Linked DNA regions of Mus musculus: regions 1, 2, 4 and 5 are each linked to region 3. A link is a loop called in an ENCODE intact Hi-C map of the cell type or tissue named here. Cell type or tissue: heart. All regions are shown on one strand.

The links. Peaks named below come from ENCODE experiments on the same cell type or tissue, not always from the same donor. Only the 100,000 strongest peaks of a DNase experiment are listed, where the experiment ranks them.
Region 1: a loop joins it to region 3, with 2.1 times the contacts of the local background. A loop is called at or near these places in 5 of 42 quality-filtered maps.
Region 2: it touches region 3 in a loop (6-fold over the local background); 12 of 42 quality-filtered maps call a loop at or near these places.
Region 4: a loop joins it to region 3, with 8 times the contacts of the local background. A loop is called at or near these places in 5 of 42 quality-filtered maps.
Region 5: it touches region 3 in a loop (2.1-fold over the local background); 4 of 42 quality-filtered maps call a loop at or near these places.

Annotation. Positions count from the first base shown.
Region 1 is chr5:137,626,871-137,631,870 of GRCm38, reverse strand. It overlaps Lrch4 (leucine-rich repeats and calponin homology (CH) domain containing 4), which reads right to left and starts at 2,748. Exons shown (of 18, transcript NM_146164.2): 1 at 2,445-2,748. The coding sequence starts at 2,664. It overlaps Gm20605 (predicted gene 20605), which reads right to left and starts at 2,748. Exons shown (of 22, transcript NR_033148.1): 1 at 2,445-2,748. In heart, CTCF peaks have their summits at 2,680 and 3,688; DNase peaks (open chromatin) are centred at 550, 1,050, 2,950, 3,700 and 1 weaker place; H3K4me3 peaks cover 3,882 bases; H3K27ac peaks cover 3,931 bases.
Region 2 is chr5:137,599,036-137,604,035 of GRCm38, reverse strand. It overlaps Mospd3 (motile sperm domain containing 3), which reads left to right and starts at 3,328. Exons shown (of 5, transcript NM_001254762.1): 1 at 3,328-3,765; 2 at 3,984-4,059; 3 at 4,213-4,442. The coding sequence starts at 3,561. It also overlaps the pseudogene Gm7285. In heart, no CTCF peak of the experiment used is centred here; DNase peaks (open chromatin) are centred at 2,895, 3,195 and 4,215; H3K4me3 peaks cover 3,652 bases; H3K27ac peaks cover 2,386 bases.
Region 3 is chr5:137,531,507-137,536,506 of GRCm38, reverse strand. It overlaps Gnb2 (guanine nucleotide binding protein (G protein), beta 2), which reads left to right and starts at 3,201. Exons shown (of 10, transcript NM_010312.5): 1 at 3,201-3,368. In heart, no CTCF peak of the experiment used is centred here; DNase peaks (open chromatin) are centred at 2,856, 3,216, 3,966 and 4,516; H3K4me3 peaks cover 2,584 bases; H3K27ac peaks cover 2,713 bases.
Region 4 is chr5:137,785,738-137,790,737 of GRCm38, reverse strand. Mepce (methylphosphate capping enzyme) reads left to right here and starts at 4,037. Exons shown (of 4, transcript NM_144913.3): 1 at 4,037-5,000. The coding sequence starts at 4,676. It overlaps Zcwpw1 (zinc finger, CW type with PWWP domain 1), which reads right to left and starts at 2,936. Exons shown (of 17, transcript NM_001005426.2): 1 at 2,793-2,936. In heart, a CTCF peak has its summit at 2,891; DNase peaks (open chromatin) are centred at 2,947, 3,407, 3,977, 4,327 and 1 weaker place; H3K4me3 peaks cover 2,727 bases; H3K27ac peaks cover 2,446 bases; H3K27me3 peaks cover 269 bases.
Region 5 is chr5:137,650,321-137,655,320 of GRCm38, reverse strand. It overlaps Agfg2 (ArfGAP with FG repeats 2), which reads left to right. Exons shown (of 12, transcript NM_178162.3): 9 at 102-182; 10 at 1,430-1,558; 11 at 2,806-2,891; 12 at 3,499-4,858. The coding sequence ends at 3,552. Among named protein-coding and RNA genes, the nearest start is that of Irs3, 7.1 kb to the right of the region's middle. In heart, CTCF peaks have their summits at 325 (motif pointing left) and 2,643 (motif pointing right); a DNase peak (open chromatin) is centred at 2,643; H3K4me3 peaks cover 56 bases; H3K27ac peaks cover 696 bases.

The sequences.
Region 1 (5,000 bases), 95 kb before region 3:
CCCTCCAGTGTGGAGACACAGACCACAGACCCCTAGAAGCCACATTTCTGTTTGTTCTGGTCAGCATGCCCTAGGAGGTGTCTGGGTATTTTAGGGGAAACCCAGGCCCGAGTGGTTGTGAGCTTCTTTAAAGGTCCTCCTTCAGTAGGGGGCAAAAGCTAAGAGGAAGACAAGCTGGGGAACATTCCCCAAAGGAAATGTGTCTTGTGACAGGAAACGGAGTAGAAACAATCCATTAGGCTGTGGCTTGTACATCTGTCTCTCAGGGATAGTAGCCTGATGCCCTGCAAACTGCTTTCTCGTCTTTGCTCCTGCCCCACTGAACACAGACTGAGCTGATATGGGAAGAACAGTTCCGGAGACGGTGGGAGGCCCGCATCTGGTCCTCCACCCATGCCCAACACCTGCCTCTTCCCTTTGTGCTCACAAATGCATAAGTGTTATGCATGCATGCATAGGAGTGCAGACCAAACTGGGATTGGGTAAAGAGTAGAGGAGCAGAAGTCAGGGGCGGAAGCAGCCCAGGCTGGAGGAGGCAGGGCTCAGGGGCACAGGATGTGGTCTGTGGGAGAGTGATCGACACTTCTCCTTTGCTAGAACTTGCCCTGCCCCAACCCAGGTCTCTACTAGCAGGTCACGGGAACACAATCCTTGGTTCCCTCCACGGAGGGAACATTCAGGAAAGACAGCGAGCAGGAGACACACTAACCCAGCAGCACAATGCTGAAGCACTTAGTCTAGGTTGGAGGGTAAGGGGAGGCAGAGGACAGGGCACCAGGCAATTCTGGGTTTCTGTCATACACACACGCCCTCCCAGGCTAGGAGCTCCCAGCTTGGAGCGAGAAGACAGAGGACGATGGCTGGACATAATGGAACCCACCTGCCTAGAACCTGGGCTCCAACAAGACTGGAGAAGGCAGAGAGGGGATTTCCCACTTCAGCACACAGTGAGCCTGCACCCGGGGGAGCCCTAGCTGCACCCTGGGCCGGAATGTTGAAGGAGGAGATTGGGTTGGGGCAGGAGCTAGGAGGGGCTGGGAGGGCTTGGTAGTTTTCCCAAGAGTCCACTCACTGAGACAGAGCCCTGAGGAAGTAAAGAAAAACATTTGGTCTTGGTCACAAAACAAGCAAGAGGGGGAGGGGAAAGGGAACAGACGGCCAGTGTCACACAGCTGCTGAGGTCAATCTGGAGCTGGGGGGCTGGGGGGACCTAGGAGGGGTAAGCATGGCTCCTGGGGCTCACCCATTCCCAGGACTCATTCAACTGTGTAGGGAAAAAGCATTTAAAAACAGAGAGATTTAAACTTTTTCTCTCCAGAGCTGTAAGAGGAGATTGTGCCCCAGCCAGCCTGGTACAATTGCAGGTGGGCAGGAACCTACTGGAGCAATGTGTTCTTTGATCCAGCTTGATCCAGCCCTGGACCAGATGAGAGGAGCAGAAGGGGCCCTAACACTCCAGCCCAGACTGGGGTGGGGCTCCCGGAATGTAGCCCTCTGTTGTGATTCCCCGCCCTCAGCTGCCAGCCCAAGTTCATAGGCTGCCTCCTAAGCAGCCTGACTCACCTGTCATAGTACAGTCCCCAGTGCCTGGCCATAGCAGACCCAAGGGTAGAGTGTCCATGATTAGTGGGATCCCAAACACACACACACCAGGGTGGGGTGGACATGATTAGAGGGGTCCTGAGGGCAGGGACTGGAGAGTCTCCAGGAGGTCAGCACTCCTAGCTAAGAGATACAATGTCCTTCCTTTCAGCAAGCTGCCTCAAGTTTCTCCCCTAAGGGGAAAGCAGAATTGTAGGGTTCCTATGAGATCACAAACTCCACAGTGACCTCATAAAACCAGGAAGAAGAGAAAGGGGATAGGGGGATAATGGGTGGAAAGTTAAGGGCGAGAGATTCACTTCTTTCACATAGATAGGCTGGGGTGGACGGCGGAGAGGGGCTGGGACTTGGGGAGACTACGGAAAAGCAAGCAGAAACGTCGGGTTGTTAGGAGCGACCCTTTAGGAAAGAGATAACGGGGCTTGTTGGGATTGTGGTGGACGGGTGAGAAAGACGTTGGAAACGACTAAAAGGGTGAAAATGTAGCGATTAATGATAGATTCTACATGGAAGTTTGCTTTAAGGGTTGATCAGATCTAGGGTTGAAGAAGCCAACCAGGTGAGGGGCGGGACCATGCTACAGGTGCGCAATATGCAAATAAAGGGGAAGAGTCTCCTAGAGCTCGGCCAAAAGTGTTCTGTGCACTCTTGAAGCGAACTCATTGTCCAGTGGTTCTTACACAGGGGAGGGGAGGTCGCGGGCTCAATGCCAATCCCAAGGGGCGAGCGTTCAAGACTGCCAGGTGAAGGGGTGGGCCCAATCGAACGCGAGGCGGGGCTATGCAAATGAGGGTCGCAGTCCAGTATGGGTCCCCTGCTCTCTGGGCACCAGCGCAACTCACCAGCCTGGGTGATGTCTGACAAGTCGTAACTGCGGGCCGCGCCCCGGGGGAAGTGCTTCAAACGCCGGTTGGACAAGTTCAGGGTCCCGGTGGCCACAGCCTCCTCTAGGGCTCGTTCTGCGCTACGGCTCCCAGGTAGACCAGGAGACCCTGGCAAGGACACTGAAGCTGCAGCTTCCTCACCCCCGGCGGCGAGTGGGCCCGCTACTGCTGCCGCCATCCGCTCTCGGCGGCTCCCCCTGCCTGACTGACGGCACCGGCCGGCCCTTCTCGCCCTTCCCCCTCCTCGGAGCCGCCGTAGTCCCCACTGAAGGGAGGAAGCGAGGGTCAGGAACTCCGCGGACCAATCATGAACCAGAGACGCGTTAGAAGTGCCCAATCAGAAAACGGCAGGGGGTGGAGCCTCTCAATTCTAGATTACACTGAGGGAAGGGAGGGGTGAAGAGGAGCACCCCGCCAACGGCCGCGGTTCCTGGTCGGCCCGCCCCGCGCAGCGACATCCAATCACAACTCTCGAGGCTGGAGATGGAGCCAATGAGACCCGCCCAGGAGGCGGGGACTACAGGTCTCAACTTTAGGGTATTAGAGACCCAGAGACCACAAACCTGCTTTTTCAACCAAGACCAATTGCAATCTAGATTCAGGCGAGTGACTGTGAAGAAGACCAATTAGAACCTACAAAAGGAACCTGTCCCGGCCTCTTCTCTGAGGGACGGTTCTGCCTACCAATAGCATGGGCTAGGAGGTGCTCCATTCGCTAGACAGAAGGAGGTGGGTGAGCTAGAATTTTTGAGACGCAGGTAAAGATCGTAAAAGGCGCGCGCTGGGCGGCCTGACAGTGCAGGGTTAGGGTTGGGTACTAGCTGTGCTTACTGGGGAGCAAACCAGCATCCGAGAAGTGAGGAAGGGCGAGGGATGCCCCACTCAGCACTCAGGCTGTTGTCTCAACAGAAGGGACCATTTCCTCCTGCGCAGTCTTGAGTCCCTAATGGGAATGCTGGGGATGACCGGTGAGGGGGTTTCCAGTTCAGAGAGGGAAAGTCGTCAGACCTGCCAAAGTCCCCCTGGAGAAGACTTGTGATGGCCAGACCAAACTTTAGAGACTACGAAGGATCTCATGGCCTCTAGAACAAGATCTTTGGGGGTTTTTTGTTTGTTGCTTTTCCGAGACAGGATTTATTTCTCCGTGTAGCCCTGGCTGTTCTGAAACTTGCTCTGTAGACCAGGCTGGCCTTGAACTCAAGAGCTCCTCCTGCCTGTGTCTCCCGAATGCTGGGACTAAAGGCGTGCATCATCACCGCCCGGCTAAGACCTCGGGTTTTTTATAAATGAGGAAAGGGAAGCTGGACAAATCTCAGACCTCCAGTAGAACTCCCCCACACATACTTTCATAACAGACTTTGTCTATTGGAAACCTCTTATTTGAAGCTGGGTGTGGTGGCATGAGCCTGTCGTGACAGTTCTTAAAAAGAGGAGGCAGAAGGATCGGGACTTCGAGGTCAATTCCAGGCAAGCCTGGACTACATAACTCCAAACTAACCTTTTTTAAAAACAAAAACAAACAAACAAACAAACAAACAAACAAAAAAACCCCAGAAAACTTCTTGAGATACAGGAAGGAGTCCCAGATGTGAGAGATAATAGTAAAAGAATATTTTTTTTTCCTTTGAGATTTGCTTTTAGAAGAATGTTAGCGTTTAATGAACCTCCCTGTGTGGCTTCTAGTCATTAGAAAACAGGCATCCCAACACCCTTAATCGCCTCGGCTCTTCCAAGGTTAATCCTGTGGTGAGGCATGCCACTAAGCATCCCCCTTCCCTCTTGGGTGCCTCCACAGCTTACCAATGTGGCTGTAGCTGTGGCTAACATGGCCCCATAATTTCAGTCTTTTTTTCTCAATGTGGGTGGCATGGTGACCTAAAGGAAAAGAGGGAGACTGGCTTTCAGAGACAAGGTCTCCTATAGTTCTAGCTGGCCTCTAACTGGTGATGTAGCTAGGAGTGACCATGAACAACTCCTGACTGTTACCACCTCTCAAGTGCTGGGATTATAGGTGTGCACCCTCATGCAGGGCTCGATTAGAGAGCTTAAAATCTTGTGTAGTGACAGAAGACCACGTCTGCTTTCCGTGTTGCCTGACCACCAGTAACTGAAGTTGCTCTCTCATCTCTGGTCATTCCTGCTATACTGATATGCCTAGACACTAAAGTATTAGAGACTGGGGGCTGGAGAGTGAGTTTAGCTGGCCAATAATGTATATTGGTCTACTTCTGTTCTAAGCACCCAAGAGAGTGGCTCACAACAGCTTGGATCTCCTGCTCCTGGCCTCCCAGGGTTCTCTTCTAGCCACCACAGGCATTGGTCTCACAGGCACGTCCCTCCACCCGTACACACAGGCATACACAATTAAAAAGGAGTCTGGGGAGAGAGATCTGAGAAGCTGTGAGCACTTGCTGCTCTTGCAGAGGACCCAGATGGTATTCACAGCAGCCACATGGCAGTTCACAGCCGTCTGAAACTCCCAGTTCCATGGCATCCAGGCATTTATATGGTACT
Region 2 (5,000 bases), 68 kb before region 3:
GTCCTCCCTGCCACCTTTCGGAAACAGAGCTGGCCACTATAGCTTCAGGAGTTCCTCCACAGGACTATAAAACGCATTGCTAGGCTCTACATTTTTGTTTAAGGATTCGAACACGGGTTCTTGTGCTTGCAAACACTCCTTCTCTGGGTCAGGTCTGCTTCAAGATTCTGCTGTTCCTTCCAACTGGAATTCTTTCCCATAGATACATTTTGGATTCCTTCCTGAGTCTGATTAGATCTCTGCTCAAAGTTCATCTAATTCATTCCTTTGTTCTGGCCAAATGGCATATTATCATTTTAAAATTTTTTTCATTTTGTGTGTGTGTGTGTTCGTGCGTGCGCACACGTGTGCACCGTTGCTGTCTTCAGACACACCAGAAGAGAGCATGAGATACCACTACTGATGGTTGTAAGCCACCATGTGGTTGCTGCGAATTAAACTCGGGACCTTGGGAAAATCGAAGATTACCTTTTAAGTACTGAAAATGTGACAGAAAACAAATGTCCCTGGTTTTGGAGAAGACATTCTCCGGAGGAGAGATGAACACAATATGACATTAAATATCAAGAGACATGCAAAGAAAGCAAGGCTGGGGCTGATGGCTCATAGGCTGGAGAGATGGTTCAGCGGTTAAGAGCACTGCTCTCCCAGAGGTTCTAAATTCGTTTTTCCACAACCATCTATACTGGGATCTGATGCTCTCTTCTTGCATGCAGGTGTACCTGCAGACAGAGTGCTCATATACATATAAATAAATAAACCTAAAAAGAGAGAGAGAGAGAGAGAGAAAGACAGACAGTGGTGGTGCACTCCTTTAATCTCAGTACTCAAGAATCAGAGACAGGTGGATCGCTGATTTCCAGTCCAGCCTGGTCTACAGCCAGGGCTAGTCTTGAAAAATAAAGAAACAAAATAAGCACACAAAACCAAGCAAAAGCATGATAAATCAGTTGTCAGGGAAGTCTTTCCCATAAAAATAACTTAATTTTTTTTAACATTTATTATTTACTTATTATTTTTGGTTTTCCAAAACAGGGTTTCTCTGTGTAGCATAGGTTGTCCTGGAACTCTCTTTGTAGGCAGATCCACCTGCTTCTGCCTCCCAAGAGCTGGAATTAAAGGCGTGCACCACCACACCTAGCTTTACAGTTACCCGTTGAGGTGTACACGTCCACACTTCCACATATGAGTATGTGCATATATACACACAGCTCTGCTCACATGGAGGTTGGTTCTTCCCTCCCACCAAGTGAGCCCTGAAGATGCAACTCAGGTCTTTAGGCTCCACACGAACACCTTTACCACGTGAAACCATCTTGCTGGTCCAATGTTGTTGCTTTTGATTTTATTTTGTTTTGAGATAGGGTCTCACTATACCCCCTGGCTGGCCTCAAACTCAGAGAGATCCACCTGCCTTTGCTTCCAGAGTGCTTGGATTTGAGGTGTGTGCTACCATATCTCTCCCCACCTCCAATGTTTGTGGGTTTTGAGACAAGACTTCACTATGTGGCCATGGCTGGCCTAGAACTCCCTTTGTGTAACAGACCAGGTGAGTTTCAAACTTGTGGCAATCCCACCTGTCCCTACTGAAACTACAGGACTGTGCCTGATTACTTTTGGTAGTTTTCTTTTCCTTTTTGTTTTTCTGTCTTTTTTCTAATCATATTAATTACAGATGAGTTTTACAGAAATAAATTGATCAATTTGTATATAAAACGTGTATAAATGTATTTTGATCACAATCACCCCCACTGTATCTCTTGTCCCCTATCACCTTCCCCTTTCCAAATGGTTCTCCTGGTTTTTTGTTTGTTTGTTTGTTTTTTAACTATGAATGACACTTTATTCAGTCATTTTCTTTACAACTGAAACTCTGGGAATTCAAAATTAACATCCTTGCCTGTGAGCTTCTTGTACTCACCAGAAAAAGTTTCAACCTTGTGTTCCACGTTGTTCTGCTGTGCTTTGTCTAAGTGAACTTTTATGAGCCGGCTGCCATCCAGTTTCACACGGATCCTCTTACCCACAATTTCACTTGGGAAGACTAAGTCCTCAAGGATGGCATCGTGCACTGCTGTCAGGGTGCGGCTTCTGGGGCGCTTCTTGCTTATTTTTCGTTCGGCTTTTCCGGGTTGGCTTGGGCAGAATCCACCTCTGAGCAATGAGGACTACATTCTTCCCACTGAACTTTTTCTCCAATTCACACTAGCCGGACTTGGATTTTCTGGAAAGATTTAAGCTGAGGAACTGGTACAAAAATTACGATAGCTTTCCGACCACCACCAACTTCAATTTCCTTGGCTGCGGTGATGTTGAGTTCCCGCAGCTGCGCCTTGAGATCAGAATTCATCTCCAGCTCGAGAAGCGCCCGAGAGATGCCAGACTCGAACTCGTCGGGCTTCTCGCCATTGGGCTTCACGATCTTGGCGCTCGAGCTGAACATGTTCGTCCTGACGGAGCGCCGGCTTAGAAAAAGTTCTCCTGCTTTCTTGGTGGTTCCTGTTTTGGTTTGTAGGCACATCTTTAGTATCGAAAGTTTTCTTTACATGTATATGACCCACGTATTGTCAGAGGTCAAATGAGGGCGTTCGATTCCCAGAAACTGGAGTTATAGTTGTCACTATGTCTATGCTGGAAGCGAACCTGGGTCCGAACCCTTCAGCACTAACCCTCTTATTTAAAAAAAAAAAAAAAAGTTCCTGCCTCATCCAGTTCTGCTTATTGATTACTGACTTAATCATACGTTTCCCAGGCCCAGATAAACAAACGCTAGGTCGTTGCTCACAGTCCCGCCTCTCGCACTTAACTCTCAGACAGAGAAGGAACTCAGGACACATAAAATTCTTACCAAGATCAAGCCAATCAGTGGTGCCAAAGGAGGCGTGTTTGGTCTTTGAAGAACACCAATCAGCGAACATTGGGGCGGAAGGGATTCAGCACCCACCAATAAGAGAGGCCGTACGGCGGAAGTGCATAAAGGAACTCTCGGGAAGATGGCGCCCTTAATTTGGTCACAAGTTGACCGGAGGAAACTTTGACCGCGAGGTGATTATCACAGTACAAGCGGCTGTTCACAGGCGGGATCCCGAGCAGAGCATATGCCGAGCTCAAGGAAAGGGCACAGGGACACAATTCGGTGACCTGGAGGTCAGGGACTCTCAAAGAGCAGAGTCCGTCAGGAGATCGGAGCGGGAAGACCCGGAAAAGGCGTGGTCAGAAACAGGGCGGGTTTACTGCGCCCCAAACCGGAAGACCCGGATTGGGAAGCGACGAGGCGGGACGGATTTTAGCCAGGTGGGCGTGGCCACTGCGGTGCGGTTTGGGGGCGGGGCCTATAGGAACCTGGGGCCCAGCTGGCAGGAGAGGAGGTTTGGGAACCGGGGCCCGGGGCTGCAGGATCCACATCTAGCGGGGTTCCAAGGCAGTGGTGACATCAGGCCTCGCTCTGCTCATGATCTCCCCCTGTCCTCTTTTCATCCATCGCGTCACTAGCCCTAAACTCTAAGACCCTCTTGTCCTCCTGAGCTCTGCCCTCGGATGTCCGACCGCCCAGAGCCTGCATGCGCCGTGGGGCGCCCCAGGACCAGGAGCTGGTGGGTCCGGGGGCCCCTGGGCGGGGGTCCCGGGGCTCCCCTCCTTCCTCAGGACCCGTTGTCCCGGTGCTGGTCTTTCCCCCGGATCTAGTATTCAGGGCGGACCAGAGAAGTGGACCCCGGCAGCTGCTGACCCTCTACAACCCCACGGGAACTGCGCTTCGCTTCCGAGGTGAAGAGACGGGCGCCTTAGAGCTAGGGCTCTGGGGGTTAGTAGCAGGATATGGGAAGACTGTGTGGGCTGGAGGAATTAATCAAGAGGCAAGATGCCTAGCTTTGGGTCTGAAAAAAAAATCATGTCCATCTCCGGGGTTGCTGACATGAGGGGCCCCGGTGGAGCACTATAAGTAAAACTTGCCTAAGATCTCTTCGCGTATCTTTATCTGACAGTTCTGTGCACAGCACCTGCCAAATACACGGTATTCGATGCAGAGGGATATGTGAAGCCTCAGTCCTGCATTGACATGTGAGTGGGGAGGTTGGGGAAGCAGCCAGGCACCACAGCTACCTGTTGTCTTTTCTCCTGCTGACTGCAGTCACTCTGGGAAAAGTTTCTGGGGAGGAGATCTGGATTTACATGGTTGGTTGCCTCTCACTTCCTTTCCTCCCAATGGTTCAGTGTGATACGGCACGTGGCCCCCGTCCCCAGCCACTATGACGTCCAGGACAGATTCCGCATTGAGCTGTCTGAGGAGGGGACTGAGGGACGAGTGGTTGGAAGAAAAGACATCACCTCTGTTCTTCGAGCCCCAGCGTACCCCCTGGAGCTTCAGGGACATTCTGAGCCAACGCCCAACCCAGGGCCTCCTGTGTGGACAGGACTGACCCCAGCCAGACATCTTCAGGAGAGTGAGTTGAACAGATTCTTTGTGTGTGTGTGTGTGTGTGTGTGTGTGTGTGTGTGTGGTATTGTGTATATGTATTGTGTGAGTATATGCATGTGGGTCCTTATGCATGGACTTGAGCACATGTGCAGTCTCTTCTCACCCTTAGTTGTTTTGAGACAGGCTCTCTCATTGAACCTAATATACATTCATTTGTAGACTGGATGGGCGGTGCAGAATCCAGAGCCTCCACCGCCCAAACACTGGGATTATAGGCATACACTTCCATGCCCAGTTTTAAGTATGTTCTGGAGAACTGAACTCAGATCTCCATGCTTGCATGGTCAGCCCTTTTTTTGATTGAGTCATCTCTCCACGGGTCTTGGTTTTCTGCAGTACTGGGCAAAGGCCTACCAGGTACCAAGTACTGTACTGCTGAGCAGTAACCCCAGCCCTGCACTGGGGACCTCTGTAGGGAGAGAAGACGCAGTCGCAATACCCTAGAAAGAAACTAAATGGGGTTTGAAGAAGTCTCTGGGCTCAGGGGTGTGTGTGTGCTGTGTGTGTGTCTGTGTATGTGTAT
Region 3 (5,000 bases):
CTTGGTTCATCTGTCTGCAGCACTGAACAACTATCCTTTTGTGGTCCCCACTGAGGACATTTCTGGATTCCAGAACTCCACATTCTCCTGATTTTCTGCAGCTCTCTGGCTTCTGCTTTGGCAATCTGGACACTGCCTGACCTCTAAATGCTGGAGTTCCTTAGAGTTTGGTCTTTGGCCATTTTGTCTCTTCCCTGATTTTTTTTAATGACTTCATCTGCTTAAATGTGCCACTCAGTCTTGGGGCTCTATTCCAAGCCAGATCTCTGCACTGAACCCTAGACCACCTTCTGCACAACCCAGTAGACATTTTGGCACCTCAAATCTAAAGCTCTTACCTTCCTCCTTGAGATGCAGTGTGTTCCCTGCTGCAGTGGAGAGAGAGAGACAGAGAATGAATCCAGCCCCGTGACTGTTAATCTTGATTGTCAACTTGATAAGAGTTAGGATCACCTAGGCAACGTGTTTTTAGGTGTGTCCGAAAGGGTCTTTCTGGAAAGACTTAGTGGAGGTGGGAAGACCCACTTTGAGTGTGGGAGGCACCATGGCTTCACCTGAGGCTCTGGACTAAATAAAAAAAGGAGAAAGAAAGCCGGCCGAGCACCAGTGTTCCTCTCTGTTTTCTGACTGTGTATAAGCAATTGTGACCAGTTCACATGCCTCTGCTATTGAGCTCTCTCCACCAAGGTAGACTGTATCCCCTCAAACTGCGAGCCTGAATGAACCCTTCCTTAAGTTGCTTCTGTTATAAAAAGCAAGGCAATCAATCCAGAGCATGGACACTTGTTGTATTTCCATGCCTGGCTTCGATCTTTCTTCTCTGTAAACCACAGGCTCCTTGCAAGGTATGCAGCTATCCTCCGGGAGTAGGATAACGTCTGTACATTACTGGGGCTCAGTGAATATTGCTGGATGAGCTAAACCAGGGAAACTCGTTAACACTGAAACCAGCCTGAGGAGGATGTGGCTCTGCAGAGGCTGGCTTTAGGCAGCTTGCTCATCTATGTGGCTTTAAGGAAGTCACTTTGGCCCTCGGTACTTTGAGGAAACCGAAGTAAAACTATCTATAAGATCTTTTCCAAACTGTAATGTTTAACCTGTTATCTATATAAGTCATGGGATTCATAAGTGCACGTGTAATAATCTGTGCGTAATAAATGTCAATTAAAGGGAAAGGTGAACGAGTGGCCTTGCTGGTGTTGTTTTGCTTTCTGTTCTGTGGTTTTGAGACAGGGTGCTGTTATGGAGGTCTGGCTTTTACAAGTGTGGGCCACCACATCTGATGCTTTGGAGGTTTAAGTTGGCAGAGGGGGGTGGGGGCATCCTCATTTACTCTGTGGCTATTTTACGTGTATAAATATTTTGCATGTATGCACGTGTGCGCATTGCATGACATACCTGGTGCATCAGAAGAGAGCATTTGATTCCCTGAACTGGAGTTACAGAAGGTAATGAGACACCATGTGAGGCCTGGCAACTGACCCCTGGTCCTCTTGAAAAGCAGTAAGTGCTCTTAACTGCCAAGCCAGCTGCTCCTGCTTTAATATCTGAGACAAGATCTCTCACAGAACTTGAGAGCTCTCACATGAACTCCCTGACCAGCAAACTCTCAGGGCTCTTTCCATCCTGGCCTGCAAGTGTTGGGGCTATAGTATAGGTGTGGCTACTGTGCCTGGGTTTTTTTTTCTTTTACTTGGTTTTCTGGGATCAAACTCAGGTCTTTATGTTTGCATGGTAAGCACTTTGCTGACTAAGCCATCTCTCCAACCCTGTCCCCCAACACACTTTTTGAAACAAGGTCTCCTGTGGCTCAGGCTGGCCTCTAGTTCAATATGTGGGTGAAGACAAATGTGAACTTTCTATTCTTTCCTCTCTACGAGTATACTTCACTACAGTCTATTTTGAATAGTGTTTTTTTTTTGTTTTGTTTTGTTTTGTTTTGTTTTGTTTTTTTCAAGACAGGGTTTCTCTGTATAGCCCTGGCTGTCCTGGAACTCACTTTGTAGACCAGGGTGGCCTCAAACTCAGAAATCCACCTGCCTCTGCCTCCCGAGTGCTGGGATTAAAGGTGTGTGCCACCTTGCCCGGCTGAATAGTGTGTTTTGATCTCCTAAACTCCGAGGACTGTCTCAAAGGCCACAGGACAACTCGGACTTTACCAAAACATTTTCACAATCTATGGGGGGACGGGGGACGGGACAGTTCTCCAACAATCCAGGAGACTCAAGGGTAACCTTCAATATACTCATTTAACAGATATGGAAATCCAGGCACATTCTTATGTTGTGTTCCCTCGGTGGGGTGCTCCACAGTGTAGTTTTCTTCAATGGTTATTAAAGTTGAGATCGCATCTCAACTCTGCAGCCTGAGTCCATAGTCAGCATCATGAGGATTAATAAACAAAAGTATTGGTGAGAGATGTGGCTCCATTGGTGGAGTGTTTGCCTAGCATGTATGAAGCCCTAAGTTCTACCCTGCATAAATCAGGCACAGGGTTGTGTATCTGTAATTCCAGCATTTGGTAGATGTAAGCAGGAGGATTATCAGTTTAGGGTCATCCTGGGCTACGTGGTGGGCTCCTGAAACTCTATCATAAAACAAAAACCTTTAAGTATGCAAATCAATAAATATGGACTGTTGCTGCGGCGGTATGAGGCCTAGTCTAGGAAGCCTACAACCCCTCACAGTGCTGCGCTTGAAGAACTGTCTGGGTGTAATTCCCTCTAACTTGCATTTTATGGGATTCTAGTGGTCACCAACCACTCGCTGTCTTTTTCTGCCCCACTGTCCTGCACTGGTTTAGACTTCCCTAGTTCCGCCTCCGGGAAGGGAGTGGCCTCACCAGGGGGCGTGGCCAACCCGAGAATTGGGCCTTCTTGCCTCCAGTCTGGAGCCGCCCAATCCGGAGGGGGGGGGGGTTGAAGGAGGTCGATCACGTGACCTGGGATTTTTTTTTTCCCCCCTCCCTTATGCCTATACCACTTCTGCTGTCCCTAGAGAGGATGTCTTGCTCCTTTTCTGGAAATAAACTACGTCGTGTGATCTTTGATGAGTTAGAAAAACGTGGAATTGTGCTTTTATTGTGGCTGAGGCATCTTTTGCTCCTGGAGTGGTGTTTTCGCTTCTAGCCTTCCCCCCCACACACTTGAGTATTTGGTCTCGTCCAGCCTGGCCCTGGGCGCGGCGGCGACGGCCGCGTCACTGGCGGGCGGGATCCCTCCGCTCTGGGGAGAGCTGCGCTGGACGGTTGAGTTGGGGTGACTGAGGAAATCCATCCGCGTCGCCGCCGCTGCCGCCTCCGCCGCGGAGGAAGACAGGACCTCCCGCGCTCCTCCAAGCGACCCCTTGGCAGAGTCCCACCACCTCAGGTACCTCCGCTGATAAAAGGAGTCCTCATCTCCCCCAGCCCCAAATTCCCACGGGTGTGTGTGTGGCAGGGGGAAGCCTCGGTTCCTTCCGTCTCCCGGGTTTGGCTCTTGGGAAACGGACGTAACTCCCAGACCTCCCCTCCCTTCCTCTGGCCCGGTCGTTTCCAAACCCGGAAGGGGAACTGGGGGGGGGGGGGGGACCCTCGGCTTCAATAATGCATGCGCTCCCTGCAATATCAGTGGCAATTATTTTAAAATCTAGACCCCCCTCATCCCAGCCCCGCCTGCCTCTTGATCCCTTAATAGTTGGGGGGCTAAATTCTGGGTTTCTTCTATGTCCTGTCCCGCCCCCTTTCCCCACCACCACCCTGCTGCCTGCCCCTGGGTAACAGCCCTCGTGCCCACTCGTTTCACACCCTTGCTTGCATTAGCCTTGCAGAACTCCAGAATCCTAGGAGATCCAGTTAAGGCCTCAAGGCCACCCTTGTCTTCGTCTCCACCCTACTGCCCCTTGATTCGGGCTCTGGCAGTGTTTTCTCAGTCCCGACCCCTAAGCTGGAGATCTCAGCACCTTATTCTTTTTACAAATCCTTACCCAGGTCTGGCACCTAGTCGCCTGTCCCCTTCGTCCAGCTTTCTTTTGGGCAAAATGGAGGTCCTACGAGCTGAAGGGCCTGGCCCACTGCACTTCGCAGCACGGCCAGCCCGCGCCGTCCAGCTGCCAGATCTGAGGACCCTCTCTTTCCTCCTCTCACACCTGCGGAGGCGGTGGCACCCTTTTTTTTGGAGGGGGGGCTATGGTTGCTTTATCCCTAGAATCGAGGAGCTGCTGAGGGAACGTTGGAGGGTAATGGGGATCTAAGGGCTGGGAGCATGGCCCCCGACCCAGTGTCTTCTTCCTGGCCTGTTTTCCTTCTGCCCCAGGCCTGTGTCATTGAGGCCAGGCCTGGGCTGCTGTCAGCTGGAAGGAAGGGGCTTTTGTTCACAGCTGGAGTGGGGTGGTAGCTATGTCGTTGCCCCCTCCCTCATTTTGGAGGGGCATCCTCTGGCACTGGCGCAGAAAGCTGAACTTACGGAGGGGAAATATCTTCGGGGAAGAGGAACGCCCAGTGTCTGGGGGAAGTGGGAGCTGGGTGGGGGACGCCTGGGTCGCCAGAGTGCAGTGTACACGGCCAGATCGCACAGGTGTCCCGGGAAGGCAGGACGTCGGAGGCTGGAGTGGTGCCAGCTAGGCCTCGGGGGCTGCTGAGCACAGAGCTGGGCTCTAGGGGTGCCTAGGGGCATCGGGCCGAGCCGCCTGGGGCCGCTCGCCGGCGCCTGGGAGAGAGCAGCTCCGCGCCCCGGGGCCAGGGGCCTCTCTTCGGAGCCCTAATTACTTCTGAGAGGCTCCCACGGGCTTTGTGCGGGCGCAGCGGGGCGGGCGACCTCGGCGCTGAAGGGAGCTGGCGGCTTGGGGGTTTGCCTTCCCCGCTACTCTCGCACTGACCAGCAGCTAATGGGGTGCAGCCGGCCCGGAATGGGGATTATCCCGGGTTGAGCCGTCCCGAACCTATTAGTGCTCAATCGGCTTTTCCCAAATCCTGTAAACAGCCACCCTGGCCGGTTCTGGGTAAGAGGCGGGAGTCTAGGTCG
Region 4 (5,000 bases), 250 kb before region 3:
TATTTATTTAATGTATATGAGTACACTGTAGCTATATAGATGGTTGTGAGCCTTCATGTGGTTGTTGGGAATTGAATTTAGGACCTCTGCTCGCTCCGGTCAGACCTGCTTGCTCCAGAATAGGGCATCAGATCTCATTACAGGTGGTTGTGAGCCACCATGTGGTTGCTGGGATTTGAACTCAGGACCTTTGGAAGAAGAGTCAGTGCTCCTACCTGCATGAGCCATCTCTCCAGCCCCCCCCCCAATTCCCTCTTTATACTGATAAAGAAAAGTAAATCCTTCAGTATATCTATTATCATAGACTCTAAGTTTCTAAAAATCATAAAAACTATATTTAATAACAGCGTTCAGGAGGCAGGATTTAGAGTTCAAATTTGATGGCTACATAGCAAGACCCTACCATTTAAAAAAAAAAAAAAAACACAACAAGGGCTGGAGAGAGCACTGACTGCTCTTGTGAAGGTCCTGAGTTCAAATCCCAGCAACCACATGGTGGCTCACAACCATCTGTAATGAGATCTGATGCCCTCTTCTAGTGCATCTGAAGACAACTACAGTGTACTTAGATATAATAATAAATAAGTCTTTAAAAAAAGAAAAAAAAAAAAAAAGCTGGGCAGTGGTGGCGCATGCCTTTAATCCCAGCACTTGGGAGGCAGAGGCAGGCAGATTTCTGAATTCAAGGCCAGCCTGATCTACTGAGTGAGTTCCAGGACAGCCAGGCTACACAGAGAAACCCTGTCTCAAAAAACCAAAATAAATAAATAAATAAAAGCAAAAACAAAAACAAGCAAACAAAACTTTTCAATCACTTTTAAGCTAGGATAGTGAGCCATGTCTAAATTTCAATCGTGGGAATGTTCTAGTTTGAGAACTACAGAAAAACCCTGCAGTCCCTCCAAAACAAAAACAAAAGCAAATATAGACACACACAAAGCCTCCTATATTTCAGAATATAGTTTAACACAACCAGGGGTTCACGGCTATACTCACAGCACTTAAGAGACTGAAGGAAGTTTGTTGCTTCAACTTTGAGTTCAGTCTGGGCTACAACGTGACCTTGAAAACAGCCAGGGATACAGACAAGACTCTGTCTCAGAAAATAAACAAATAAGCAATAGATAGGTGGCTAAATAGATAGATAGACAGACAGGCAAACAAACAAACAAATGAATAAATGAATAAATGCTTACAGATAATTCAGTGGGTAGGGGTGCTTGCCCCCAAGCCTAATGATCTGAAACTGATCTCAGATCCCACTTGATTGGCAGGGATGGACAGACAGGATGACACAACATGGACAGGATGACCTCTGGCCTCCCCATGCTCTACAGCATGTGCACAAACACACACATCCAACAAACAACAAATAAATAAGGGTGATAAAACTTTTAAAAAATATAAATTCACTTAAAAATTTCCTGTCCTGGGCCCTGGCAGTGGTGGTGCATGGCAGCACTGTGTAGGCAGAGGGGAGGGGGACTGACTGAGGAGCTGGTGAGATGGTTCAAGAATTAAGAGCACTGGCTTCCAGGGGTGCCTGTAACCACATGATGGCTCACAACTATCTATAAAGGGATCTGATGCTCTCTTCTGGCCTGCAGGTGTACATGCAGACTGAGCATTCACACATAAAAAAATGATGATGATGATGATAATGATAGAATAAATGAAAATTTCATTCCCTTTAATACGGAATTGATGGCTTTTTGACATTGCCTAATAGCCTATGAACTCCTGCCTATTCTCATGTTTTACCTGTTTTTAAGTTCACTTTGTGAGCACGCATCTGTGTTCTGCAGACCTTTTAAACGTTTAACAAGGAAAACAAGGAAAGAAATAAAGAAAGAATCAAAGAAAGAAAGATGTTCTACCTACCCTCACCAGATTTACTCTCAGAAGGAACTACCCAAACGAGACTTCCCACAGAACATTACAAATAAAATTCACAGTAAAGTGTATTGGCTCGGGGCGCGGTGGGGTGGGGGTTGGGGGAGGTGGTGGAAGAAACCCCGAAGATGTGTGGTCACCTGTGAGCAAAACAGTTTCTTTCGTGACATTAAATGTCATTTCTAAGCCGGGCGTGGTGGCGCACGCACTCGGGAGGCAGATTTCTGAGTTCGAGGCCAGCCTGGTCTACAAAGTGAGTTCCAGGACAGCCAGGGCTACACAGAGAAACCCTGTCTCGGAAAAAAAAAAAAAAAAAGTCATTTCTATCCTTGACCGCAATCTCTGGATCGCTCCCGCTCCCCCCAACCCCCGTGTCCCGACCTCAGGCTGCCCTCGGGGATGCTCTTGCTTCGAGGACCTTGTGCCCTAGGCCTTCGCAGGGCGGGCGCGCGTCCTTTCTGCTTACAGATAGCAAGATGCGGGGCCATGTATACTGAACCCCACAGCGGAGGGGAGGCCTTTGAGTGGTCTTCTACTTTTCCTCTCTCTTTACCAATTCTCTCCGCGACGGCCATTAAAAGCAGAGATCTCACCCAGGCAAACAACCCTCGCCTCCCCTCAGAGCGTCAAGTAACGCTTCGCTACTCTCCCGGACCAAGAACGCCACCATGGAAGCCTCTTCCCCTTTGCTCCCGCTCAGCCTCGCTGTCCCACAACGCCTCATTTCCCTCCGCAATACTGGGTTATTTTTTGTTGTTGTTGTTCTGAAGATTAGCGATTCTGAAGAGCAGGGGCTAAGGTCCGCTGTGGCTCCGAAGAGAAAATTTCTCCTCAGCCAACAGGTACCGAGAGTCACCACAACTAACACTTTCCTCTGCAGTCGCATAAAAGACAACTACCTTCTGGGGCGACGAGGACCTAAAGGTGAAGCGCAGCTAACGCTGTCGCAGCCATTCCGCACATCCCTTCCACCTCGAGCAACTTTTCCCGCCACCAGGAGAAGGCGCGAGGACACGGACAAATTCCGCCCCCAAGCGGCGTGCGCTCAGGTGCTGCGCGTGCGCAGTTGGAAGTTGCTTCTGCGTCTGCGCAGCCGGAGTAGCCCGCCATCTTAAGAACGAAAGCCTAGTGAAACTACAAGTTCCATAATCCTCGCTGACATCTTTAGTTCCGCGCCCCCCCCCCCATAATATCCTGCGAAGCGCCCTAGGCACTTCATTCTTATCTCTGCCTCAAATCGCTTTCTCTTTCCTGTTTTCGTGCTATCACTCCCTACCTTTTAGTTGTCGTCACCCTCTTAAATTTTGAAACCATCTTGAGCTCCCCCCTTGCCTCTACAGTGCTCTTTCCTGACAAATAGTCTGTGGACTGGGAAACTCCGCCAGCCATCAGTCTGAGGATTCTGCATAGAATCAGTGCTTCCCATTGGCCGAAACAGGAGCCCAAACAGGTCGATACCCTTTCCCGCCCACATTCGCGGTGTGTCTAGCTGCAGGGATAATGCTGTAAAATCCGCAACGCTAGCGGGTGGCGCTGAGGGACCGATACGCAGGCGCTGCACTATGGCAGCGGCGTCCGAGGCCTGACGTAGGTGTAGGGAGGAGAGGAAGGCGTAGTTCTCTAGATGTTTGTCCCTGGTGGAAGGAGGAGGGCCGCTTGAACAACTGGGCCATTTCAGGGGAAGAGGAGTTTGGACAATCTCGATGTTTTAGTACTTGTTTGTTTTCAATTCAGAAAATATATTAAATAATATATTGCATTTTATTGATAACAGTTCTTGAGACAATGGTCTCGATTCCTTAGCCTACTTTATCATCCTCTCCTCAGGTTCTCCTAAGTCCTAATTCTAATGAGATAGGCTGGGGGCGGGGGGAAGGGGTGGGGAAAAGACCAGCGATCGCTCATGAATAATTCATGAGCCCGCCTCTTTCGCTGGGAATGCACGCCCCTTGGAAACGTGCTGACGCACGCTGCGTGTAATGAACCTAAGGAAACGACGTCACACTCCCCGCCCCTAGAGCGGAGGGGGCGGAACATCATCTCCAGCACGTGTTGCCCCTTCAACCCGCGCAAGTCCAAAAGGACTGTGCGCAGGCGCTCTCCAGGAGGGGCGGGGATGGGGGAGGAAGGAGGCGGGGCAGGGAGGTTGTTGGGTTTAGAGCCGGGCGGAGACGGCGGAGCCTCATTCCTCAGGAACAAGGGTCGGGTGTCAAGGAGACCTTTTCACACCAGCTCCCGTTCCCCGCCTACGGTGGGTGGGATCGCACGGCAGAGACAAAGGATATCAGTAGGGCTTGGACTTAGCAGCGAAGGGAAGTCGGGTGTCCGTGTGGGGCGGTGGGCGTCTCGGGCTGGGGGAGGGTGAGGTAATTAGGGAGGGGGGCTGTATTTAAACTCTCGGAGCCGTTAAGTTGGTTCGCACTCCCGATGCGCGCGCAGCCTGGGTGGTGGCGGAGCGCGCATGCGTGGGTCCTGGGCGAGCGGGACGCGCGCCCGTCGTGCGCGCTCGCGGCAGAGTGGTAGTGGCGGAGAAAAGGGAGTCGGCGCACGCGCAGTTGGTTCCTCGGCTTGTCCGGGTCTCGCGGGCATCTTGTTTTGGTCTCGCGGGCGAGTGGAGCGCGCTTGGTGTGTCGCGGGAGGGAGGTGGAGGCGCGAGGCAGAGCTGCGCGCGCACTCGGGGAAGGAGGGAGTGAGGTGGTCTTAGGAAGGGTTACAGGGGGCTTCCCCTTGCTCTCTTCTCAGTACCCTCGCTTGAGAAGGGGAAATTAAACAGGGAGAGGAGATGATCGAGATGGCGGCGGAGAAGGAGCCCTTTCTGGTGCCGGCCCCGCCGCCGCCGCTCAAAGATGAGTCGGGCGGAGGGGGCGGCCCCGAGGTGCAATCGCACCAAGAGGCTGCCTCCGGGGAGCTCCGTGATGGGACAGAACACGGGCCGGGCCCTCGCGCGCACTCGGCCGGGGCCGCAGCCAGCGGAGGGGGCGGCCCCCAGGCACAGGCGCACGGGGAGCCCCACGGGCGAGCCGCCGCTCCTGCGGACGTGGGGGAGGAGCGCCGGGGAGGGGGCGGGACGGACCTGGGTCCCCCAGCCCCTCCTCGACCTCGCAATG
Region 5 (5,000 bases), 120 kb before region 3:
ACCTGTGGAGACCTGGAAGGGGAGGTGGGAAAAGCACCTCAAGATTGAAAGGACTCAAACCATCTTTTTCTCTAACGTCTCTCTCTTTGTGCTGTGAGCAGCCTACACCAACCCCTTCGCCACCCCTGCCCAAGCCCAGCTGCCTTCTACCAACCCATTCCAACCCAATGGTCTAGCCTCAGGTAAGTTCTCAGAACCAACTTTGAAGTTTTTAGAGTGCCAGCTCTCCTAACCTTATGTCTCTCATGGTCCAAAGAGCAGTCACCATCACGCTCTCCACACTAGCCCCCGCTAGTTCCAGCTGTAAATCTAAGCCACCTAGTGGACTAAAAATAGAAGCATCTTTGCCATAACAGTATCACAGAAAAAAACGCCACATGGTGGTGCGCCCCTGTAATAACAGTACTGCTTAAGAGAGAGGATCGTCACAAGTTCAAGGACAGGCTGGGGTACATAGTAAGATCCGGGCCAGCCTGGTCTACATAGTGAGACTCTGTCTCAAAAAAAAAAAAAAAAAAAAAGATTTAAAGGAAGGAGAGTCAAGAGAGAAGCGGGTGAGTGGAGGAGAGGGAGGGAGGGAGGGAGAGAAGAGAGGAGGGGGAGGGAAGCATGCCTTTCCCCCAAGTCGGTTCTCAAGTGTTTTTCCTCTTAGCTGAGGGCACTATGATGCTCCTGTCTCCAATCCCCTATGCAGATCCATCCCTTGGAACAGCCAGGCTTTCTTCCTTCAGTGTTCCAAGCCTAAGCTACCAGAGAACCCTCATGAACAGAGTTCTTGTTATTCCCCGTCCTTGTTAGTCAGCAAGGCCTTGTAGTTCCTTGCCCTGGGCCCTCCACAGCCTCTATTGTCCCTTAAACTCCTCAACTCCTGTTAGCTCGATGGGGACTCAGGCTGAGGAGACAGGAGGTCGCCTAGAGCAGAGTCACACGCATGCGCGCATACACACACACACACACACACACACACACACACACACACACACACGGCCTCGCTCCATCAGCTTATGGTGGCCCAGTGAGATGGGTCCCATGCCCATTTTAGGGAATAAAGCAGATCTGGGCATGAAGGCACAGAGCTGTCATCCAGCACTGGGAAGCTAGGCCATCCTTAGCTACATAGTGAGCTCAAGGACAGCTTGGGCTTACGTGAGACCCTGCCTCATAAGGGGGAAGGACACCGGGAGAGAGAATCAATGAGAGCTGACATAGCGAGGGGTCATAAGTCCCCTTATCTGTGGGCCCAGTTCTGCATGGTTCACGAGCACTGCACCCTTCAAGCCAGGCGCCCCAGGAGCATGGCGATCACAGGCTTATAGGGCTTCCCACTGTGGGAAAAGTGACCCCACTTTCTATATGGGGAGGTTAAGGTGGGAAAATGTCAGCTCATCTGCCTGAAGTCTGTTTGAGCCTCCCCTCTCTCGCTCCACAGGGCCTGGCTTTGGGATGAGCAGTGTTCGGCCTGGCCTTCTCCAGCCAGTGCCACCCTCCGGGGCCTTTGCCAGTCCCTTCTCTGCACCCGTGTTCCCCACACAGGCTGGACTGGCCGACCAGCAGAATGGTAAGAGGACCGGGTATGAGCCCCTCTTTCCTCCGCATATCCCCACTGTACATCTGGACAGTGCAGCCTCCGAAGACTGTGTGTGATCTGTTCCAGGAACCCCACCCCCACCCCGCATGCACACCGGACTCCATAGATAACTCATGCAGTTCACGTGAACGGCATTGCATTTACACAGAAACTGTGCACACCAAGTGCGCAAGTGCATTGATTTATCCCAGCAATCAAGAGGCTGAGACAAGTGCAAGGCCTGCCGGGAAGGCTCACATAGTGGAAAGAGGGCGGGAGTTGGAGCTCACTGTAGAGTTTGCCTGGCACCATTGACACTGAGTTCCAGCCCCAGTCCAATAAAGAAGGCAGGAGCCTATACACACCCCTCTCTCTCCATATGCATACCCTTTTTAAAAGGAATTTTATTTGGTATGTGTGGGTGTTTTGGCTGCAAGATGTGAACCTTGGTCCTCTGGAAGAGTGGGCTGTGGTTTTAAGTGTGGAGCCATCTCGCCAGCCTTCGCCTGTTTTGTTTAACATTTGTGTGTGTGTGTTTGGGTGAACATGGCATAGCACTGCCATGAAGGTCAAGACAACTTGTGATAAGTCAGGTCCCTCCTTCTAGCGCGGGGGTCCTGGGTATCAAACTCAGGTCATCAGGTTGGCAGAAGCCTTTACCACTGATCCACCTTGCCAGCCCCTGTTTACCTTCTCTTATTTTTTTTGTTTTGTTTTGAGATAGGTTTGCAGTGTGTAGCCCAGGCTAGCCTTGAATTCCTGATCCTCCCAGCTTGCCGGGTGCTGGGGTTAAACATGACACTATGCTTGGCTGTTTATAATCTTTTGTTTTTGTTTTTTTCCAAGACAGGGTTTCTCTGTGTAGCCCTGGCTATCCTGGAACTCACTCTGTAGACCAGGCTGGCCTTGCTTGGGTTAAAGGCCTGGGCCACCACTGCCAGGCCGGAATATTTTTAAGGATTTGTTTTCAGCCTACTCTTCTTGACCCTTAAGAAGACAGTTTACAGGGGGTGGGGCGCTGGTTGCCTGTACAGATGGAGAGTTGACCTAGTTCCCTTTCTGACCAGTAGGGGGCCCAGAGGAGCTGCAGAGCTACCTCTGTCTCCTGATGGCTCCATACTTTTCTAAGGAGAATTCTGGAAGGATCCCTCTTGGGTGCTCCCTGGGAATGTAGCAAGCTGCTCTCCTTCAGGAAGGTGAGAGACACAGTCAACCAAATTATTGTCCTTGTCTCCCAGGATCTTCCTTTGGCGACTTGGGGACCTCTAAGCTGGGGCAGAGGCCACTGAGCCAGCCGGCTGGGATCTCTACCAATCCTTTCATGGTAAGCACTGCACTGTGACATTGGAGACACACAGATCTTTCCAGAAGGTGGTAATGTGGGGTATAACTAAGACCCCTTCCTGGAGTGCATGTGTGTGTACCCATGCACTCACAGAGGCCAGAGGAGGACTTCCGGTGGCCTTCCCTATCACGCTCCACCTGACATAGGGCCTCTCATGGAACCTGGAACTAGTCTGGTGGCTGGTGAACCCCAGGGGTTCTCCGGTCTCTGTCCCTCGAGGGACACCGAGGTTGTAGGTGCACATGAGACCACCCCAGCTTTATATGGGTGCTGAGGATTCAAGATTAGGTACCCATGAAGCCAGTACACACACACAGCCCACCTCCTCCCTTTTTTTGAGACTGAGTCGCATTGTGTACCCCAGGCTAGGCTGAAACTCAGGCTCCTCCTGCCTCAGACATCTGAGTGCTGAGATCTCAGGTGTGTCCATCCACACCCAGCTCCCAGGCCCCACTCAGTCCCTCACTCCCTTCAGTGTCCCCTAATCTCCCTTACTGTCTGTTTCTCGAGTGGTGACGTTGGGTGGTCTCCAGCAGTTTCCCTCCCCGCCCCGCTAATCTAGTAACCTTTTGCTGTCTCTTTGCAGACTGGATCCTCAGCGTTTGCCTCCAAACCTCCAACCACAAACCCATTCTTGTAGCACTGTGTCATTGGGGGAAGAAGGGGCTCTCCCCTCCTGGGGGTGTGGGGAACAACTTCTACTTCTGCACCCCTCAGAGCTCTGGTGACCATTTGCCTGTGGGGCATTTCTGTGGGTCTGAGGCTGGGATTGGGCCTGGGTTGCGGGGCTTCTGGATCTGGGAAGAGGGGAGGTTTAGAAGTGTGACTTGGAGATGACTCAGACTCTAGCCTCCTGGTCTGCCGCCCAGGGGCTTCCTCTTCCTTGCTGGACACCTACCCAGGAAGAAGCCCACAAGGAGCAAAGATACTCTCACCAGGAGACCCCATAGTGGTGTATTTCTGTCAGATTATTAATTATGAAGACAGTCTTCGATCCTGTCCCTCCTGGCCTGTGGGGAGAGAAGCTAGGCACAGCCCCAGCCGCAACTTCCTCCACACCCAACCTTCCAAAGCTGCCGCTGTCCTCCCAGATGGAAGCAAAGCTCGAATGTAGGGTAAAGATGAGGCCTGGTGTTGAAAGCCACCAGATAGCCCTGGGACTGCGGAGCTTCTGGTGTCTAGTGTTTTTGTTTGCCAGGCTCGGCCACACCCACTTCTCTCCACCTCAGTTCTTCCTAGCTGCCCCCTCATCTTGTCCGTCAGGGTGGGGGAGTTTGACCTACAGAGTATGCGTGCCCGCCTCCTGTCAAGCACTTTAGTTAGCCCTGTCATGTTTGGATACCAGTGTTTTATATTTATAAATAGAGACTTTTCTAATATAGCCTATTATATACATAAATAAATATATATATGCATACACATATGTAAACAGATAAACACCGCTGGCCATTCTTTTTCTCCTAGACAACCCTTGAACTTGGGGGACTTGGGTAGGAGGATCACAAGTTCAAGACTAGCCTGGACAATTTTGGGACCCTCCGTCTCAAAGGAAGAAAAAAAAAAAAAACAAAACGATAAAAAGTAAAAACAGAGAACTCAGGATGTAGTTCAGTGGTAGAGCACTTGTCTAGACTCCTCCTGGGAACTTGAAGAATAGGGTAACTCCTGCCTGTGCCTGGATAATCAAACCCGGAGCCCCAGGGCTCAGGGGAGGACAACCAAGTGTCCTGACGCTTTCCACAATACACACGAGAAGGGGTACCCCAGAGGCTAGGCTTTTCCAATGAAAAGTCTGCGATTGGCTGGGGAGTTTGGTTTTTTTTTTTTTTTTTTCTTCTTTTTTCCACATTCCTCCCTCTGTTCTCAAATATCTGCACCAAAGCTTGTTTGGAGGCAATGTCGGAAAAGATTGCGTTTGAAAGGATTAAAAAAAAAAAAAAAAAAAAGCTCTGAGTGTCTTGTTTTGTGCCAGCTGGAGTGGACACAAGTCAGTCAACAGGACTGAGCCTTGACTTGGATCTTCTGATCTTCACTGCCTGGGCTGATAAACACGTGACCTGAACTGCGCACCCTCTGTTAGCAAGAAGC